Linked DNA regions of Homo sapiens: region 1 is linked to region 2. The links are chromatin contacts, found by Hi-C or POLR2A ChIA-PET in ENCODE. All regions are on one chromosome and are shown on one strand. The core of a region is the stretch at or near the end of the contact, and the rest is flanking DNA. Distances in the headings are between cores, read along the strand shown.

Region 1 (7,549 bases), core at 171-2,670, 140 kb before region 2:
TGTTGTTGAATCCACCCCGTCTATAGTATTTTGTTATGGCCACCCTAACAAACGAATATACTTCCTTTCTAAGGAAATGGGTCAAAAACAAAATTTAAAAAAAAAAAAGGAAATCTAGATTTTTCACCTATTTGGTGACTTTAGGTTGTGTTCTCTACCATATGTCAAGAAGTTAAGAAGGAAAAAGTAAAAGTAGTTAAATGTGCAGCCTGGGCAACATGGCAAGACCCTATCTCTACAAAAAATTAAAAAACTAGCCAGGTGTGGTGGCATGCACCTGTCATCACAGCTACTCAGGAGACTGAAGTGGGAGAATCAGGAGCCCGGGAGGTCATGGCTGCAGCGAGCCATGTTTGTGCCATTGCATTCCAGCCTCAGCAACAGAGCAAGACCCTGTCTCAAAAAAAAAAAAAAAAAAGGAGTCCAATGTGTAGCCAATACGTTTGTATGTGGCTGTGTGTAGAGATGTGTGCTTAAAGCTAAAGGAGTTACTAAGATATCCGATATTCATCCTTTTTATATTTTCTAAAAAATATTCATTGAGAAGACTAGCCATGTGCTAGCCACCATGCTTATAATGTATTGTTTACTTTAATCTTGTCCTTTTCCTTATAATCCTACCAGTGTTAGGAATTCATAGCCCCATTTCCACTCTAGAAAAAAATAAAAGACTCACACTTTATGTGACTTACCCAAGGTCAGGGAACTGGCATGGGACAGAGCACAGTTTCCAACACAGGCCTCTCCAGCTTCAAAGACTGCATACACATCCAGCACATGTCCTTGCCTCTGTAATATAAGAAGAATTGCAAATGTTTCACACCACAGTATACCCAGATCTGTTCAAAACACATGTTAACTCATCTACGGCTCTGTGCCTAGCCCTTTAAGGTAGGTACTATTATTTTTTATAATCCCCATTTTACAGATGAAAAAATGTGTTGAGGAACTCAGCCTGGGTCCCACACTTCATCTTATTAAATTAACAAACAGCATGTGGCAGAGCTGATCTCTGCACCCAGCTCAAGGACAGTGTGATCATCACCTGCATGTGTTTGGCTTCCAAATGAGGGAAATGAACCCAATGGCCCTTTGCACCCTTTCCACCCCTGGGATTTTATTGCTCTGACTTCAACTGATCAACAAAACAGACAAGACTAAATGTTAACATGTTTTTAAACACATAGAGACTCTTCTCTTAGAGGGGAGGGAAATTAACCCTCCTTTAACACAAAATTTGACCTCAATTAACCAAAAATTTTTGTTCTGTGTTTTTACGGAGACCATTGTCATAGCTGAGAAACCCACCAATAGCTAAGCATATTTAGCCACAGAAACTCCTACAGTAACTATGGCTCTTGTGAGCCAGGCCTCATCATGGCTGTGTCAATTTCCCTCTGCACTGAGTGAGGGGTCCCGGAACACAAAGGCAGAGGCCGCCTGGTTCCAACCTTCGATTACGTCATCCTGATGGAATGTGGACACCATTGTGAGGACTTTCTGCTTAAGCCTTGTTTTATTTAAGTTTCTAACATTCTTGGAGACTTAAATCTCATCTACAGTTGCTTGGAATCCAGGCTTCAGTTGGATTATTGAAGGGATGCAGTAAACTTATCCTCCTAAAAGCTGAACTCAGCAAATGGTTAAGCCAAAGCTATCCTGCCCCAAGGCTCAAAGCAAATCTTTCAGCTCATTACATTTAAAAGATTGCTAGCAGTCAGCAGCCTTTAGATTTATGTAACACTAAGTTATACACAGTAAAAGCATGTGCTAGTTACATAACAATGTTCACATGAATGGTTAAAATGGGACAGGTAAATCAGATGCAGAAAACCAGGACAAAAAGGCTCCCAGCAGCTTTAAAATATATTGTTTAAATTCATAGCAAGGAGATAATTTTTTTCCTTTTCTCTCCAACAATGACAGACATTTACCGAGTGCTCACAAAAGGCCAGGCATTTCTGCAACACGGGTCAGTAGAAGGAGCAAAGCCTTTGGAGTGAGGTTCAAGTGTAATTGGTATGTGACACTTGGCAAGTTTCTCCAGCCTCAGTTTACCCATCCACAAAATGGAGCTAGCCATGCCTACCTTATAGAATCAATGTGAGAATTAAATGAATCATGTTGCCAAGTGTCTGACATAAAATATATGCTCAATAAAGACCAGTTTCTTAGTCTGCTGCTCTTAGCTGATTTGGTCTAATACCCTGCAAGCCTGGGAATGTGGTATTATTATAATCCCCGTTTACCAGGTAAGGAAACTGGAGGTCTCTGCCAGGGTGACGTTGCTGTCATGGGGCAGAGGGGCTTTAATACATAACTCATTAGAGGCATATCTCAATTTTGCAACTCACAAACCTGCAGTTTGTGCAGGTCTTTCAGCTTCTCTGCTTTTCCTCTGGCTGCCTGCCATTTGGCACTTTCCCTGCTAATTAGCACCTCGACCACAGTACAGCAGGGGAAATCCAAAAGGGTGAGCTTCGGTTAGTAGCTGAATCATGTGGTTTAAGAGCTCTAGGGGAGAGACTTTTCTTTTTTTAAGTTTGGTAAAGAAAGAGATGGCATCTAAGCAGTGACACGAATATTTTTAATTATATTTGGAATTCAGTTCTCTATTATCGTGGCCTCCCACTAATAGGTAATTGAGAATGGATCATTATATTTAAGAAGCTGTCTGATCTTCAAGGTGATTAAACTTTATTTATATGCTGAGACTTTAAGTGAGAATGTGTCTCAAAATCATATCAGAATTCCTATTCATCTTAGCTATTACCACCAAATTGCACTTCTCTGTATTTATGATATGAAATTCACATGTCAAAGTTCTAGCCCCTAATGTGACTGTATTTGAAGACAGAGCCTTTACAGGCTTAGTTAAGGTTATAAGTGTGGGGTCCTAGTCCAATAGGGCTGGTGTCCTTACAAGAAGAGGACATTTGGCTGGAGACATGCATGCCTCTGAGACAAGACCATGTGAAGACACAGCAATAAGATGGCCATCTACAAACCAAGGAAGTAGGTCTCAGGAAAAACCAGCCCTGCTGGCACCTTGATCTTGGACTGTCAGCCGCCTTTCTGCAAGAAAATAAATTTCTGTTGTTGCAGCCGCCCAGTCAGTGGTATTTTGTTATGGCAGCCCTAGCAAAGTAATATACTTCCTTTCTAAGGAAATTAGTCAAAAAAAAAGGAAACCTCTCTGTCCCTTCATTTTCTAACCTGTAAAATCAGGAAAATATTAGTTCCTCATTCACAAGGGCATTGTGAGGACAAAATACATTATCATTTAGTATTCAGAATAGTACCAGAAATATTCATAAGCACTTTAAAAGTGTTTTATTATTGTCAATATCGTTACCACTAATAGCACTACCATCACGTCTACCACCACCGAGAAACCTAGATTGTAACATACAAAAGACATGGAGCATTCTGGGACAATGGACGGAAAATTACGTGGACAGAATCATTTGCAATTATTGCTCCCCAGGTCCAGACTCACCTGGGCATCCCTTCCCAGCCCAGGTCCCAGGTGCCTGGCTTCCATCCTGACCCTACGGGACAGTGGCAAGTTACTCACTACGAATCCACATCAGGCTTCACCAGGCCTCAATGAGGGCCAGGCTGACTGCCAACCCCAGGGAGTTTGTTCTAGAAGAATTTACCTATAAAACATGAGTAAGGTCCATCTCATGAGCCCTCATTTCCTTCTCTAAGGTTTACATCAAGGACTGAAACATTCGCTCAGTGACAAACCCCTTCCCTATCCACCAGCCTACGGTCTCATCCCAAATTCCCCAAAGTATAATCCCAAAGCAGTCTGACCTGGATGTTTTTCTCAAAGTCTCTGCTATTCAGTCCTATCATGGACACCACATTAAATACAGTTTCCAAGTTTTATACAATTAAAAGATAACACTTTAATAATGAGAAGTCGACAGTGGTTATGAGTTTTGTTAATATTGCATTTAAGATTCTGCAGGAATCTTAAATTTACCACAGAAACCAAATAGACTTGTCATCCAGAAATTATAACTCTGGCGGTGTTTTTGTAACTATGCGCAAGGCTGCATGCAGTGGGATGTTCCAACTCTTTTTTTTTTTTTTTTTTTTTTTTTGAGACAGAGTCTCACTCTGTCACCCAGGCTGGAGTGCAGTGGCCCGATCTTGGCTCACTGCAACCTCCGCTTTCCAGGTTCAAGTGATTCTCCTGCCTCGGCCTCCCAAGTAGCTGAGATTACAGGCATGTGCTACCATGCCCGGCTAATTTTTTTGTATTTTTAGTAGAGTTGAGGATTCACCACATTGGCCAAGCTGGTCTCAAACTCCTGACCTCAAATGATCCGCCTGCCTCGGCCTCCCAAAGTGCTGGGATTACAAGTGTGAGCCACTGTGCCCAGCCCATTCCAACTCTTTCTAAGAAACAGTTATCAAAAATCTGTTTGTTTCTTCTGAAATATAAAAACAGCAATTTGCTATTTTTATCAATTCCATCTTTTCTGGGCCTATCACAGTCAATAATTTGAACTGGGGTAAAAATTAGAGGCTTCTTTCATATTCAAATTTTACATGCTCAAAATCCTATCCTTCAGCAAAAAGTATCTTTAAAATAGAAAAGAACTTGTTGGTCTGGGGCACAGGAATATCATTCAAACCCTTAAATTCAAAATAACTTATGTTTCTCCAAGTTCCAGTTATGTTTCAAAATAAACAAAGATATCTTATTCTAAATTAGTTTCACCTAACTTTGAAACACGCCTGCTAAATTTCTCAAATAACATATTTTATGTGTTTCTGGGTATTGAAAAATGCCAGAAAACCAGTCCAAGGATTAAGAAGGGCTCATTGATCTGGCTTGTGAGAGAAAATAAATAATGACCTTTTCTACCTCCAGCAAATGGAAAACTCTCCAAAATTCCTCAGGCACCAGTTTCATAGCCATCAAAACTGTCTGATTCAGTTATTTTTGGAGTGCAACTTACATGCATGAGCAAGGAATTGCATTCTTCTTAGTGAATATACACACTCGTGTATTATTTGACTGACTCCGTGGCTTGCCTGTTAGTAAAGGAGATGTTTCTGAATAAAACAAAAGCCTGGTATGTGAGAGTTAGAAGGGCCCATGAGTAGAGTTTTATCTCATGATACTATTTGCAAAGCTCAGAGAGGTGAGGAGCTCACACTGGTTCACATGGCAATTCAGTCTCAGTGAGGACTGGAATCTCAGCATCCTGTCCCTGCAGCAGGGCCTTTTTAAGACACTGGGCAGCTGGGACCCACAGCACTGGGAGGAGAAATGTCCACGCATTCCTTTTTCCCACCCAGGGTCCTTATGGAACACAAGTTTGGTGGTTTGGTGGGAAGATCACAGACTTCAAAACCAAACCAACTCAGGTTCAAATCCAATTCGGTCGTTTACTGTAAACTCTTAATACTGTTGAGTTTCTTTATCTTACAGTGGGAATGTAGGGGTTGAGAGTGAGAAACGTTCAGAGCCAGCAAAGTGACTGGCACATAAAAGGTTCTCAGTGGTAGTCAAGATAACTATTATCTGTCTATAAACTAATGTGTGGTGTGTATTTGTGTGTGTGTGGGTTTGTGTGTGTGTCTAAGTGTCTTAGTCCATTTGGGCTGCTTTAACAAAATATCATAGACTGGGTGGCTTATAAACAACAGAAATTTATTCTCACAGCTCTCAAGACTGGGAAGTCCAAAATCAAGGCAGAGTTGGTGTCTGGTGAGGGTCTACTTTCTCTCTCACAGGCAGTGCCTTCTTGCTGTGTCCTCACATGGTGGGAGGGGTGAACGGGCTCCCATGAGCCTATTTTATAAAGGCATTAATTCCATTCATAAGACTCCACCCTCATGACCTAATCACCTCCCAAAGGCCTCACCTCCTAATACCATTACCTTGGGGGTTAGGATTTCAACATATGAATTTTGAGAGGACATAAACGTTTAGTTCATTGCAGTATGTACATTAGATACAGTTGACATATAGAGATAACCTAACATGTATATTTAATGTGTGCATATAGATAGATACATAGACAGACAGATGGATGGATATATTAGATAGATGGATAGATAGGTGATAGATAAGATGATAGATAGGATGCATGAATAGATAGACTGATAGATGGATAGATGGATAGATAGATAGATAGATAGATAGATAGATAGATAGATAGACAGACAGACAGTGACCCATTCCTATACTAATACGTAATTCCTATACTCTTATAATCTTGGAGCAGAGATTAAAAAGCTAACAGGTCCCTACAACGCAACTTAATTCATTCAATCTCCTTTTGGATAATCTGTGAAATGCCTCAATGTGTAATCAGACTAAAGTTACAAGAGGTGCTAACAGAACATACCCTTCCAAACAGTTTCCTGACAGTTGCGGAAGGTAAAAAGACCACAACAGGAAGAGGAAGGGAAGTAAGGAAGGTGAAGAGAAAGGGCAGGAGGAAACAGAGTGAACAGAAGGTCCTGAGGTCAAGGATGAGGTGAAGGGTGTCTGTAAATCTGCCCAATCATCCAGGAGGCAGTCAACTGTCCTCACTTTCAGCCCCACTGGGCCAGTGGACTCTTATTCCAATTCTATAGTTATTTGAAGCCCCAAAAGAGTCTGTTCATGTATGTCTTCATTCATTCATTTGCTCATGTCATAAATAATATATCTTAGATTTTGGGGAAACTCCAAAATGGTGAAACCTCATAAATGTGAAAGCCAAGAATCACTCTTTCTCAATCATAGGGGGCCAAACTCTATTAATGCTGAATTGTATCACTCCCTAATCACCATTGCTCCCAGCCTACTCTTCTCCATTCACTCTATTTTGGTTACTAAATTTTGTAATCAAATGCAGAGATCCAATCTCCGTGACATACTTGGCATTCTTTAAAGAGCATCCAAATATTGAGTGAGAATTTTTTTCATAACTCTGGACACCAAAAAGCATCCAACACAAGATAATCAGGTACCCTGCATAAGTCAACTCTCTTTGGCAAATTGAGAAATGGTAGAAATTCACACCAATATACATGGATTACAAATACTCCAGGAGATTCTTTTGTTGTAGGTAGATGTCAAACCCAAATGGAAAAATGTTCTCTCTTCATGAAATAAGACATTGGAAAAATGAGCTGTTTATAATTCCTGGTTTTATTTAAGTCTTTTTATTCATATCTGACACTCTACTTGCCACCCTTATGATTTTTGTCTAAACTTGTCCAAATCCTCCTCATCCCTCAAGACCCACCTCAGATACCATCTTTTCCAGGAAGCCTCCCCATGCTTATCCCCAGCCGGAAATGATCTTACTGTCCTTGAAAGTCCCAGAGAGCACTTCATCTCATTTCTTCTGAAATTGTCATATAATTATTATGAAACCCATCTTCTGTCTCCTACAAGGCTGGGAGTTGTTTGTAAGCCACCCTTTCTCACCCGCCACCACTTCGCTCCACTACCATCCAACCTACACTTTGTTGTGCTTTTCCTGACTCCAATTGTCTCTTCTGCATGGAATCCCTTTGCATCTATTGC
Region 2 (7,571 bases), core at 3,495-5,994:
CATAAAACAGATAAGGAAATAAGCCACTAACAGTGATTGTCTCTGGTGTGTTACGGGTAATTTGTTTTCCTTCTTTATATTTTTCTGTATTTTCCAAATTTTCAAAACTAACATTTATATACATGAATACACACAAACATACTTTTACAATTAAGAAAACACTTTTTGAAAACAATGTGGTAGACTGAAAATTTTGCCACATATTATTTACTTCCCCATATCCATGCCCTTGGGCACTTGGGCAGTGGCACACCACACTGAGCTTGGCCTCTTGACTTGTTTTGGCCAGTGGATTGTGAGCAGTTGTAATGCAAACAAAGGTTTGATGGCACTTACCTGTGGGAGCTTGTCTTAACTTGCTGCTTTTGGAATCCTCCTACCAACCCCTGTGTGAAAGAGCCTGGGCTGATCTGCTGGACGATGACAGATATATGGCCGAGTTCCCTCACTGCCCCAGCCCTAAGCTGACTAACAGAGCTGCCTAGCCAACCAGCAGCTGAACACAGACACAAGAATGATCACAGCTAGATGAGCAGAAAACCACCCAGCTGACCCCAACCCCAAACTGGCAACACACAAATTATAAAATAAATACATTGTTGTTGTTTTAATTCACAACATTTTGGGGGCAGTTTGTTATGCAACAAGAACTAAATTATATAAGGAAAAATGTACTCTAGTAGTAAAGTGGAAAAATCCTGGGTTTCTCCTTTGGGTACATTATTTAACCTGTGACTCCATTCTGTTATCTATAATGTGGGAATAAGACTGCTTGCTTCACTGGGAAGTTGGAAGAATCAAATGAGTTAATGTACATGAAGGCAGCTGACACACAGTAAGGCTAAATAAATATGACATGAATCTGAATTACTCTTGTCAGTAATTATTGGGAAGAAAGAAGCATTTAAAAATCTTAAGAAGAGAGGAATCAAAATATCTCCATCTCCACAGCTTAGGAGTAGGTTAAAAATATGATATTAGTATTTTTAGAATTTTATTATGAACAATGAATAAAGGATAAATCCCTGGGCTAGAATTTGGGGGCTTGAGTTTTATGTCCTGTTATGGACTAAGTGTTGTATTAATTCAAAATTGATATGTTAAAATATAATCCCCAATGTGATAGTATTTAGAAGTGGAGCCTTTGGGATGTAATTAGGTCATGAGGGTGGAAACTTCATGAAAGGGATTAGTGCACGGTATTAGCCCATTTTCATGCTGCTGGTAAAGTCATACCCCAGACAGGGTAATTTATAAAGAAAAAGAGGTTTAATGTACTCACAGCTCCACGTGGCTTGGGAGGCCTCACAATCATAGCAGAAGGTGAAAAGCGTGTCTTACATGGCAGCAGTTAAGAGAGAATGAGAGCTAAGTGAAAGGGGAAACCCATTATAAAACCATCAGATCTCATAAGACTCATTCACTACAAGAACAGTATTGGGGAAACTCCCCCAACGATTCGATTCAGGTATCTCCCACCAGGTCCCTCCCACAACACGTGGGAATTACGAAAGCTACAATTCAAGATAAGATTTGGGTGGAGACACAGCCAAAGCATATCATGCCATTATAAGTGGCCAGAGAACTAATTCACTCTCTTTTCTCCACGTGAGTAACAATGAGAAGTCAGCAGTCCACAACCCAGAAGAGGGCCCTCATCAGAACCCAACTGTGCTGGCGCTTTGATCTCAGACTTTCATCCTCTAGAACTGTGAGAAGTGCACTTTTGTTGAAACCACCCTGTCTATGGTACTTTGTTACAGCAGCCCAAATGGACTAAGACATATCCTACTTCTGCCATTGACTTGGAATATGACATAGGGTGTTTTTCCTATTCCAACTTAATAGGAACTTATTTCCTTAGTGGTGGTCTCTGGGGTCTGAGTCAATTGCCACAGAGCCAGAGAAGAATTGAATGCAGAAGTATTTGAGATCTAAGCTTAAAGCCCAGTCTCCTCCTCTGGATGTTCACATAGTCATGCCCATCTGCTTCTCCTGCCACTCACAGCCCACTCCACCCTATTTGCTCAGCACTCCAGCCAAACGAAACAGCTGGCTATTCTCAGGCAGGAGGCACGACGATTGTACCTTACTTATGCCATCGCCTCTGCTTGGGACACCCTTTTGCACAGTCAGACTCCTACACAGAGCTTCAAGACTTGCCCTGGGAAGACTCTTCTGACCCCTCAGATAAAATAAGTATCTCTTTCTCTCGTGTTCCCACGACCTATTTATCTTAGGTCAGGTTTTCTAGAAGCAAAGGCTAAGACAGGGATCCTTGTGCAAGTGATTTATTAAGGGAGTTCTCCTGGGAGAACCCTTAAGGAGAGGGAAGCAGAATAGGCCAGTGGGAAAAGCCAAGCAAAGATGCAGGCTCAGCTGAAGTCCACGTGGAGGCCGAACAAACCCTCAGAGTCGGCCCACCTGAGGCAAGTTGTGTCTGGCCTTCTGTGCCCCCTGCTATCAGTCAACCACAGCTGGAAGCCATCCCCAGACAAAGGACATGACCTTCCAGGCATTTCCAAAGCAGCACCCGTTACCCAAGACGATTCAAAGGGAAGGGCGCAGCTGTAGGCCGGGTGAGCCATCAGGTAAAAGGGCGCTGGGGGCACCGGCACTGTCACTTATCATCCGCCCCTCACACCTGCGCTTCACAGGCAGTTCACTCCATTAAGCACAGCGTGTTCTGGATTCTGGTTGATCACAATTTCTGGAGAAACATAAAAGAGCAAGGATGTTAGGATGAACTGCCGCCTCCACTGCTGAGTGGGTCCCAAGTTTGTCTCCGAAACTCACCATTTCCCTTTTCCACCAGCGATACAACATTTCCCTCCCCAGCAGCTGGGAGGTCTGCTGAGCTATGTGGATTTTCCTGAGGGAGATGGTACCCAGATCTTCACCTGGGGCAGCGGGGTGCAGGGAGGGTCTAGCCCCCGGGTTTCTTGTTCTTATTAGGCCATAGCTGCGGAACCTTTCCATTTCCTCTTAGAATTGAGTGTGGGAGTGCCGGGGGTGCCCAAGGGATCACCTGATGCCCAACACATTTCCTCCTGCCCCCACTGTGAAGCATTATGAAAGCAGCAGCTCACTGTTTCCTCGTGATGAGCACGGTTCATTACTCTTTTTTGTTTGTTTCTTTCTTTCTTTTTGAGACAGAGTCTTACTCTGTCACCCAGGCTGGAATGCAATGGCGCAATCTTGGCTCACTGCAACCTCCATCTCCCAGGTTCAAGCAATTCTCCTGCCTCAGCCTCCCGAGTAGCTGGGAATACAGGTACCCACCACCACGCCCAGCTAACTTTTTAGTAGAGACGAGGTTTCACTATGTTGGCCAGGCTGGTCTCAAACTCCTGACCTCAGGTGATCCACCTGCCTCGGCCTCCCAAAGTGCTAGGATTGCAGGCATGAGCTACCATACCTGGCTGGGTTCATTACTCCTACCGAGGTAGTAACTCCTTTCCTTGCCCAGTGATCTATTGGCACATGAACCCAAAATGACCGGGCAGCAACTGCAGCTTTACGTTTAGTGGGCTCTTTACTGTATTCCCTGATGGTATTAATAATTATTTCCCCTCCGGGCACCAAGAGCTTTAGATCCTCAGAGCCTAAAATTGCAGAGACAGACACAAATCCCCACGTGATTGCTCGGGGTGATGGGGAGCAGAGCCACTGCTGCTTCCATTTCGGGGTTCCTGGACCCACCCCTTCCATCTATTCTGCAGCAGGGCTCACTCCAGGGACTACACCTGCTCTGTCTTCTCACTCCCCTTTGCGCAGACTTTGAGAGCAGGGTTCATTTGTATTGCTCTGTGTACATACACTCACTCCCACTGCCCTGCATCAGTAAGGCCACTGATGGAGGAGAAAGGTGCTTTCACATGCCACATATGCCACACCTCTGAGTGGTATGGCTCATTTTCCTCAAGCAAAATATCAGGACCATGGTCCTAATACCTAACACCAGGATGATGGGTCAGGATGTTAAATTGGAGCCAACTCAGGATATCTACAAAAGCAAAATGGCTACTCAATTTGGGTAAAGAGCTGGCAAAGTTAAAAAATATCATAAGCAGTCTATATGTGGTCAGGAAGAAGGGGGACACCGAAGACCAGGATATATAAAGGCTCTGATCCTGGCGGAAATTCAACTTTGGAAATTAGGCTCATTTCTCTGCCAGGCCAGGCTCCCCTTATTTGGAAATCAGGGCAGCGAGATTGTCACCTGGGGTCACAGCAATGCACCAGGTCTCTGTCCCAAGGACCACAGTCTGTCCAGGCTCTGGGAGTGGAGGATGGGCTGGGCAGGGTGTGTGTATGGAATGTGCTAGACAATGGCCAGCTCCCTGGCCACAGCCAACCCTGAATATCCTGCCTTGGCCAGAAGGGTCCTGGAGAGGAAGCAGACACCGAACAATTGGGAAAGGTCTAAAAACCGCAGGAGTCGGCTGAATACAGCCAAGAGGCTGCCCAGTGATGCAATTCATGGGAGACAAAAAAAAAGAAAGAAAGAAAAGGAAAAAAAAAAAAAAAAGAAAGAAAAAAGAGCCCTCCAATCCTACCCAGGAGCATTCATCATTCAGCGTGACCTTCCAGGAATCTGCTGACAGACACAAAGTGTTTTGTGTAACTTTCTGCCTGGGACCTGGAATGACTGACGTGTCCCAGAGAAGGGGCGGAAGGGAGCTGGATGGTGGGGAGACTGGGGGAGGCGGGCAGCCTCGGTTCCCTGCAGGGGATTGTTGGGCACCATCTGCTGGTGGCAAGGGGAACGACACCCCACCTCTGACCCAACAAAGGAAAGCAATGTCTTGGGAAGCAAGTACTGAGGGAGGGCGTCGGGGAGAGGAACACAAACACACTTCTCACCTGCTGAGCCAGAGGCTTCCACAGGTACCTTCTGGTTAGGAAAGAGTTGCTATGCCCATCTTACAGATGGGAAACTGAGGTTCAGGGAGGTGATTAATTTCACCAAGGGTAAGAATGGACGAATTTGTTGCCATTGAATAACCATTCCTTGTTCTGAACTCATTCACAGAGGCTGGAATAGTTCCTGGAACATAAATGCTGGCTGAGTGAATGGCTGAATATGGCTTGAGAAGTAACTTGTGTTTTTGTACTATGCCTGTCTGAACCCAACAAAATAGGAAAAAGTCAATGCAAACCGAGAGTGGTGGCTGCGATTGCAGATGGCTCTCCGGAAACGCCCAGTGCATGACATCCTCCCCGCCTCCTGTTTCATCTGACAAGATTACAAACTACTTCAAAGCCTAGGGTAGGTTTTACTCCTTGTTGACCTCAACCTAGCATTTAGCTGTCCTGGAGGGGCCACAGAAGGAAGAAAGACGATGGAGCTGCATAGGCAGGCACCAGATTTCAAAGAGTCTCAAACCGGTGCAAGGTGACAGGTGACAGGCTACCACTGAAGTTCTGAAGAACCCTTTGCTATTGTGACAGCTTTTCGCCAGCCACCCAGTTGTTTCATGTCTCAGTGGAGGACCCTTATCTTCTCAAAGGTCTAGTGATATTCAGGTACATCAAGCCTTTTCATGCTGAATTCTACCAACATGTCCATCCATCCCGTCCTAATCCCACCCCCCGACACACACACACACACACACACACACACACACATCCTTCCCCCAAACACAGAAACATACCTACACACCAACACTCCTACACACAGGCAAAAACTTCACCAGTCATCAACTGTTACACAGTAAACATCAACATCTCTAAACGCTGAGATAGGTAACATCTTTGAATCCTTGCAATTAATTCCTCCATTATCCATTATTCCTCCATTCTCTCTGACTGGGATGAACATCGCCCTCGGGCAAACTCCCGTTCAACCGTCAAGGCCTATATCCAACATCACCCCACTCTTTGAAACCTTTCCCTACCCCATCACCATTTAGTGTTCCCTTCTCTGACTACCCGGGGAATATGTTTGGAGTTGACAATAACACTTAAAGCATTGTCTTCATGTGTGCATGCTGTTGATGTAAGTAGTAAGAGTTCATTGAATGAATAAATGAACAAATGAACACAGTTTCTTAAAATCCTCTAAGAAAAAGAAAAGGAATTGAGCCAGCTGGAAAGGGAACCTGGCCATCACCAGCCGCTGCAATTCTAGCTTTGGACCCAGGCAGCTCTCAGCCCCTTGGCCTGACCTGGCACCTTTCCACAGATGTGACTGACTGCCCTTCTCAATGTGGGAGGGAAAAGGGAGGCCCCTAACTAATGGAGGGAAATGCACAACTAGTCATCGAGAAAAATTACCTTCAAAAAACAGCAGCATGTCAGAAGCTTTGAGAGCTGAAAGTTTCAACATCCAGCAAATCTCCCCAGACACTTTTAGGCCAGCATTGAACACTCATTTCTTGTTCTCAGGCTCTGACCTGTCTTGGTATTTACCTAGAAAAGATGACTTCCAGACTGCCTGAGAGACATGCACCGTGACTATTGATTAAATGAATGATTTTTAGATGAGAGCATGAAAATAGCCAAAAACCAGTAGTCAATCCACTCATCCAAGATTTTCAGCCTTGTCCCGAGCCCCTAAGTTCTGGATTGGAATGATCCCTCCAGGAAGAAGAAGGACACCAACATTTACTGAGCATCTACTATGCCTCTGCCACTGTAGCTGCACAGCTCGGCTTCAGGGTAGATGTTATCCTTTCCTGACAGATTAGGAAAGAAGCTCAGAGAGGTGAAGTAATGTGCCCAAGGGTACTCAGCTTGTCTGTGGGGCAGCAGGGCTCACTCCGAGGGCATCGAGGCCAGTGCCCTGCCCACTCCACAGCCTCTCCCTGCACACTGAGGGGGCTAGAGACCAGGTAGGAGAGACTACTCACTTCCTTGGGTTATTTTTCTCTAAATTACCCCTTCTCGACTCCTCATCCCATGTGGGAATGATATCAACTCTGAAAAGGGTTTGAGAGAAACTTCTATCTACTGAGAGAGAAACAGCAGAAAGGACAGCAGAACTGGAACCCATTGTTATTCATTCAACAGGCACGTGTGCTGCAAGCCCACTGTGGGCCAGGTGTGGACCGGTGGAGAGTTGATGCAAGGCCTGCCTCCAGCGGGGCTCTGCCCATCCCATCCTTGGCACAGCATGGGAGAACCAACACAGCCCACTCCTTAACTGGGGAACATAATACTAACTAAGCTTGCAACTAGACATGCCACCAGATTTAAGTAGAGCTTGGCAAAGGCAGAAAAGCCAGAAGATCGTATCTTGCTGGCTGTGAAACTAAGTTTCAGGCTAGCAAACCCTTGCTCAGCCTTCCAGAACAGTATTACCATGAAGCGTTCAGAAACACTCATTGCAAAAGCCAAAAATCACCTTATTTGGGGAACATAGAGGCAAGGAAAAATGCTGAGTGTGGATCTTATAGAGAGAATAACTGGCACATCCAAACAGCAAGACCTTCCCTCTGGGAGAGCAGAATCCCCATCAGCAGCAGAGATATTTGCACCTTTATTTCCCATTTATTTATTCATTAACAAAAATGCATAGAGTGACTACCAGGTCCCAGGCCCTGTCCTAGGCACTGGAGCTGCAGCAG

What was found. A loop is a pair of places that touch in the nucleus more often than their neighbours do. ChIA-PET counts read pairs that join two places held with the same protein, here RNA polymerase II (POLR2A). Pooled maps may share reads with other maps.
Region 1: a map of GM12878 shows a loop between it and region 2 (4-fold over the local background). The contact joins the promoter of MIR3681HG here to the enhancer-like site in region 2. A Hi-C loop is called at or near these places in 2 of 168 maps with a recorded cell type or tissue (GM12878 and endothelial cell of umbilical vein), 34 of 37 single-sample maps with no recorded cell type and 13 of 50 pooled maps. POLR2A ChIA-PET finds 5 or more read pairs at or near these places in 2 of 52 experiments (GM12878 and PC-9).

What each region holds. Positions count from the first base shown.
Region 1 is chr2:12,000,987-12,008,535 of GRCh38, reverse strand. MIR3681HG (MIR3681 host gene) reads right to left here and starts at 1,420. Exons shown (of 6, transcript NR_110196.1): 1 at 1,309-1,420; 2 at 693-789. RefSeq lists enhancers at 1,339-1,633, 2,142-2,191.
Region 2 is chr2:11,860,989-11,868,559 of GRCh38, reverse strand. LOC105373430 (a long non-coding RNA gene) reads right to left here. Exons shown (of 5, transcript XR_922803.3): 5 at 2,276-2,710. Among named protein-coding and RNA genes, the nearest start is that of MIR4262, 28 kb to the right of the region's middle. RefSeq lists a silencer at 4,708-4,757 and an enhancer at 5,028-5,077. Within about 2 kb of position 4,744, at least 11 of the 41 ENCODE cell types and tissues checked have a DNase peak (open chromatin) inside an H3K27ac peak, as active enhancers do; they include GM12878, where a contact is called at or near this core.